2 separate regions of the Homo sapiens genome follow, and region 1 is linked to region 2. Evidence: read pairs that join two places in POLR2A ChIA-PET (ENCODE). Cell type or tissue: Panc1. All regions are shown on one strand. Links, peaks and the distances in the headings refer to the core of each region. The heading gives the core; the rest is flanking DNA.

What was found. ChIA-PET counts read pairs that join two places held together with the same protein. Peaks named below come from ENCODE experiments on the same cell type or tissue, not always from the same donor. Only the 100,000 strongest peaks of a DNase experiment are listed, where the experiment ranks them.
Region 1: POLR2A ChIA-PET joins it to region 2 with 8 read pairs; 3 of 35 experiments call an interaction of 5 or more read pairs at or near these places.

What each region holds. Positions count from the first base shown.
Region 1 is chr16:77,563,845-77,566,770 of GRCh38, reverse strand. No RefSeq gene overlaps it. Among named protein-coding and RNA genes, the nearest start is that of LINC02131, 26 kb to the left of the region's middle. In Panc1, for the core only: no CTCF peak of the experiment used is centred there; no DNase peak of the experiment used is centred there; H3K27ac peaks cover 1,560 bases.
Region 2 is chr16:77,357,788-77,360,713 of GRCh38, reverse strand. ADAMTS18 (ADAM metallopeptidase with thrombospondin type 1 motif 18) reads left to right here. Exons shown (of 23, transcript NM_199355.4): 8 at 1,291-1,396. Among named protein-coding and RNA genes, the nearest start is that of ADAMTS18, 76 kb to the left of the region's middle. In Panc1, for the core only: no CTCF peak of the experiment used is centred there; a DNase peak (open chromatin) is centred at 1,453; H3K27ac peaks cover 2,444 bases.

The DNA.
Region 1 (2,926 bases), core at 263-2,762, 210 kb before region 2:
CTCCGGGTCTGTTTAAAGGGAACCCAATGTAAGTCACCATCTGTGTCAGTTAGGTTGTGGTGTATCAAATCGCCCTGAAACTTAGCAGATGAAAAAGGATAGACATTTATTATCTCACTTTTTTGGGGGGGGAGTCAGGACTTTGGACGCAGCTTAGAATCTCATAACATTGCATTCAAGACCTCGGCCAGGGCTGCAGTCCTCTAAGGGTGTGACTGAGGTTAGTTGATCTGCTTCCAAATTGGTTCACTCTTGTCTGGTAAGTTGGTGCTGGCTGTTGGCTAGAGACTGTGATTCCCTGCCCTAGGGGCACCTTTCCCTTGGGTGGTTTGAGTCTCTTCATGGAGTGGTAGTTGCATCCCCCCAGAAGGAGTGACCTAACAGAGGACAGGAGAGAGGCTATGACACTTTGTATGACCTCACCTTGGAAGGTGTATACTGTCACTTCTGCAATGTCCTATTGATCACACAGATCAGCCCTATTCATGGTTGGAGGGAACTACAGCAAGGCATGAATCTAGGAGCTGGGGATGCTTCGGGGTATCTTGGTGTCTTCCATACTATCCAAGGAAGACTCAGTTTGAATTGTAAGAGTTCCTATGATTTTGAACTGTTTGCCCCTTATTTTGGCTTTCTATTAATATTTTTTCAATAGTAAGTTTGGTGTTCTTTTCTTCTCTTTCCAAATTAGACATCTCAACTCCTAGCCTACGTTAATCTGAAACTGTTGGTCTTTACCAGAAAATAGCTTTCTCCCTCACTACTAAAAGAAGTAATGGCATGGACAAGGCACTGTCTTTTGATGGTTCTGCAAATTTATCATCACTGTAAATGTCATCTTATCATGGCTTGTGTGCTGGCTGAGAATGATGGTGCTATCCATATTAAACATGAAACCTTATTCTCTCCTCAGGCTGTTAGGTCCAGGAACATTCAGTGTAGGCAATATTAAGTGACTAAGGGATAAGTCGTGCAGGATTGAGAAGTGGGGAACTTGGGCCAGGAGTTGTATTTCTGTCTTAGATATGTGTCCAATGTACAGATACAGAATGCTGCTAATTTATTGCAAAATAGATATAGTTCATTTTCACATTGCTTTATCATTTTCTTCAGGAATCTAGGGAAAAGTTTGTAAGAAAATCACATTAAAAATCTGGTGTGGAGGTGGAGATAGGGTCTCTAGCATTGCTGTTTGGCATGAATTAGGAATTTTCAGCATATACGGTACATGTGGGTTTGGTTTATATTGTGGGAGGCAATCTTTGATTTTCTCCTCCCACTTGGCTCTCACAGCCCTTGTCTCTTGTTTGATGGGAAGAGTCACTGAGAAGAAGTAGAGTGTAGCGTTTTGGTGTTAGGTACGCCTATGTTTAATCTCTTCTCCATTTTACCTACTTGCTGTGGGATCTTGAGCACATAAACTAACCTCTCAAAGCCTCTGTTTTCTCATCTTTGAAAAGCTAATACCTACCTCCCAGAGTGGTTTGAGGATTAAATGAGACTATACTTGTGTCTGCACTGCCCAGCACAGTGCCCAGTCACGGGAGTCACTTGATTAAGTGGAAGCTGCCACATGGATTAGTCATCCTCTATCTTAGCTCCGTCCATCACTTCCTGTGGACCTGATAAAGATTGCTGCATATCAGGGTTGAGCAGGGCATTTCCAGTCCCCAGGACATTTTAACTTTCAACTTGGGCCCTCTGTGTTTCAGGGCCACTGGTGTCCTGGCACCAGCTCCTACTAGCTTTCAGGAATTCATTGTACTCTTTTCTCAGCTCTGAGCTCAAAGATGCCATGTTACTAACTTGAAATCAGTCATGCTGAGAATATTTACACCATGGCAAGCAGCCATAGGCAAAGTATTTACACCATGACCCTACCGAGCAGGTCTCCCATTTAGAGCCAGTTATGAAAAATTTACCAGCACGTCTCTTCCCAGGATGTTTCTTCAGGAAAGCAAACTGAATTACTCGACTGTTTTGCTATTTTTTTTTTTTTTCCTTCCAAATTCCTCTTTAACCATTGCTTTTCTTTTATTTTCCATTATGAACCACTTCAAAAGCTCATTATTTCCCCCACCCCCAGCTTGCCATTCTCTTCCTGTCTATTTCTTTCCTTCATCATGGTACCAGAGAAATATCCCAAAAGCATTAATTTCAATCATACCTACTGATTCCTGCTCAGAATTTTTCCATAGCATTGTACTTGTGTTGATGGCATGTCTTTGATTTCTCACTAGAAGTGGGATTTTAAATACCCTTGCTCTCCTCTCCCTGCTTGAGAGACCCAATGTGTTTATTATATGGGAATTTACATGGAAGAAACATGGTTTTTCTTTTGTTTGTTTGTTTGTTTTTTGGAGACAGAATCTCGCTCTGTCACCCAGGCTGGAGTACAGTGGTGCAATCTCGGTTCACTGCAGCCTCCACCTCCTGGGTTCAAGCAATTCTCCTGCCTCAGCCTCCCAAGTAGCTGGGATTTCAGGCGTGTGCTACCATGCCCGACTAATTTTTTTTTCTATTTTTAGTAGAAATGGGGTTTCCCCACTTCGGCCAGGCTGGTCTCAAACTCCTGACCTCAGGTAATCTGCCCACCTCAGTCACCAAACTGCTAGGATTACAGGCATGAACCACCACACCTGGCCAGAAACATCATGGGTTTTAACCACGGAAGAAATGAGTTGGAATCATAGCTCTGCCTCTATATAGCTAGCTGTTGGATCTTGAGTTGTTTACTTTCCATTGAGTTGCTGTGGGATGTTAATACATGCACAGTTCTAGAAATAGTGACTGGCAAACAGTAAGTGCTCAATAAATGCCAGGTCTTGCTATTGCTGTCCTTCCTTACTAATGCACAGCTTCCTCTTCAGCCTGTCCAAGTTCTTCTTTGTTCCGTTAAAGTGTCATGCTCAATAGGATCTGATGC
Region 2 (2,926 bases), core at 308-2,807:
CAGTCTTCAAAAACACAATGATTTTGGGAATTGTTCCATAGAAAGGGTTTTTGTAATGAAAGATGGTATATATCCATTCATATTCTGAATTTGGAATGTGCAAAGTGACATATGATAATCCAGTGCATTGTTTTCAAGAGAGATTCTGAGAAGCAGACAGTGTTATCTGTTATCCAGAGACCAAAATGTACTAAAAGGCTTGGAAAAAACAAAACACCAGAAATTCTATCAACTGTGGAAAAGGTCACTTACTTTAAGCAGTGTGTCCTAATGCAAAGGGCATGGGCTTTGACTTCCCATATGTCTGTGGTTGATTCCTGAGTGTAGAATTTATGACTCTGAGATCTTGAACAAGTTAATTCACCTCTCTGAGCTTTGGTTTCCTAAGCTATAAATACATACACACACAGATATATAATAGACATATAGCACAGTGTGTGAATTTGCAACCATTTATTTAGTGACGATGACGATGGTAGTAATGATAATGATCCCACCCCTTATTTGTGCCTTTGTATTAGATTTCCCAGCTGATCTCACTTCCGTCTTGACAATGAAGTGGGTACAATCCATTCACAAGCATGCATTTAATATTAGATGGGTACATAGATTTGTTCTACTGATTATTAGGACCCAAAACTGGAAAGAAAGATGTTCGCACACACTGTATTGTATTTGAAGATAGACTTAAGGGCTGGCCGGGATGCTTTTATAATGGCTCTTAGAGGGAAGTAACTTTGGGAACAGAAGCACTTACCACATTATAAAGAACCAGAGAAAAATGAATTTAATCTGCACATGTTGCTTAGACATTTTCATGTTTTCTGCTCTAGTAAAAGACCAGGATATGTGTTTTTCCTTGGAAAATACACCCTGAGCTGTGACGTTAATGCCACTGTTCAGTGAGCATTTTGCATTGGTTTTGCTATCATTCTATCCGTTGCTCTGACCTGAATGATAAACTCAGACAAGGCATATAAATATTCTGTGACTTACTAAACTAAATGTAAAATGGGAATTACAGTACTCATACTGACCTTACAGGGCTCTTACAAGGATCAATTGATAACAATATGTAACAAAAGCAAGAAAATAGGAAATGTTGCATTTATACATTATCATTACACAGGACAAAGAACTATAGATCTTTTTTTTTTTTTTTTTCCAAAAACACTGAATGCATTGATCTATTAAACTAAAACTGTGTAGAACATTTTGAGGACATAAATCATCATCATGTATCTGTGTGTGCAACCTTTGGATTCACATTTGAAACTGCTCTTTCAATAGGGTTTGCCCCCATCAGTGGAATGTGCTCTAAGTACCGAAGTTGTACCATCAATGAGGACACAGGACTTGGCCTTGCCTTCACCATCGCTCATGAGTCAGGGCACAAGTAAGTGCCTCTTTGAACCACTACTTTATGTGAAAACTAGTTGGGTGATTCATTGGTGTTCCTCTAACCGTTGTTGTTGACTTAGGCAGAACAAAGAGGATCAGTCTTGTGTAAAGCTTAGAATAGTTTCTGACTATACAAAGGGCTCACTAAAGGCTAGCTGTTGTTGATTTCATTCTCTTTAAACAGCAGCACTTAATAGCCACACAGTACTCCTTCGTGTGCACAGATGGGGTCTCTGGGCTGCTAGGCATTTGTTTATTTTTGTTCATGTTTTGCAGCAATGAAGACACTTCTAGCTGATTCTTTATGCACAGGAAGTAATCATGGAGAAAAATTAATTCCCAAAGTATAATGGCATGCTGCTTTTTAAAAAAACTTTTGCTGCATGTACTGAATATTCTTTTAGTTGGCAACATTGCATGTACTTAATATTCTTTTGATTGGTGTCACTAAATCTTCCTTTTATGATGGAGACAACGCTATAGAGAATTTTCAAACATTAGAGCAATAGCAGCTGCATTGGAACAAGTATAATACTTTACAAAATAATTATTTCAATGTGTAGTACTCTTCAGATATACCAGTTTAGGATGTTTGTGTGTGTGTACTTGTGTGTATATTTTATTCAACATACAGGAAATAACTCATATATTTTCAAAGCATCTAGTTAATTTTTGACTTAAAAGCAAACATCATTCAGTAACCATAGTTGGTATTTTTATATGTTGGTGCTGCTATCTTTTTTCTTTTTTTGAGACAGAGTCTCCGTCTGTCGCCCCGGCTGGAGTGCAGTGGCACGATCTCGGCTCGCTGCAACCTCCGCCTCCCGGGTTCAAGTGATTCTCCTGCCTCTGCCTCCTGAGTAGCTGGGATTACCAGTGCCCACTACCATGCCTGGCTAATTTTTATAGTTTTAGTACAGATGAGGTTTCACCATGTTGGTCATGCTGACTACAGGTGATCTGCCGACCTCGGTTTCCCAAAGTGCTGAGATTACAGGTGTGAGCCACCACGCCCGGACAGTGCCAGTATCTTCTATGAGCTACATTTATTATCTTTAGGAAATTTAAACCTTGATCATTGTTGTTATTGTTATCCAACAAATTTCCAACATTATTATACACACACACACACATTTAGACACACATGCACACTTTCCTAGATATGAATAAGCCAATTTTTAAAATTGTAAATGGAGAAGCGAAAATGCTCACTAAGAACAATGCTTCTCATACAAAGCAGGAAACAAAATATGTGTGCATATCAAATGTATGTCTAAGTTTGTTTTACCAGCATGAAGTCCAACCGAACAGGTGTCACTTTTCAAAATACTGGTCATTGAAAAATTTCATTATCTTTGCATATGTGTTAAAATTATCCAAAATCAAAATCCAACATTTTAGATAAGGAAAAGCAGAACATATTCTTCAGGTAGGATTCAGGAGAGAAGTCAGAGGTTGGGGGAAGGACAGATGGTAAAATAAAATACATACCTAAGTTCTAAATAACATGGACTTAAGAAGTTCT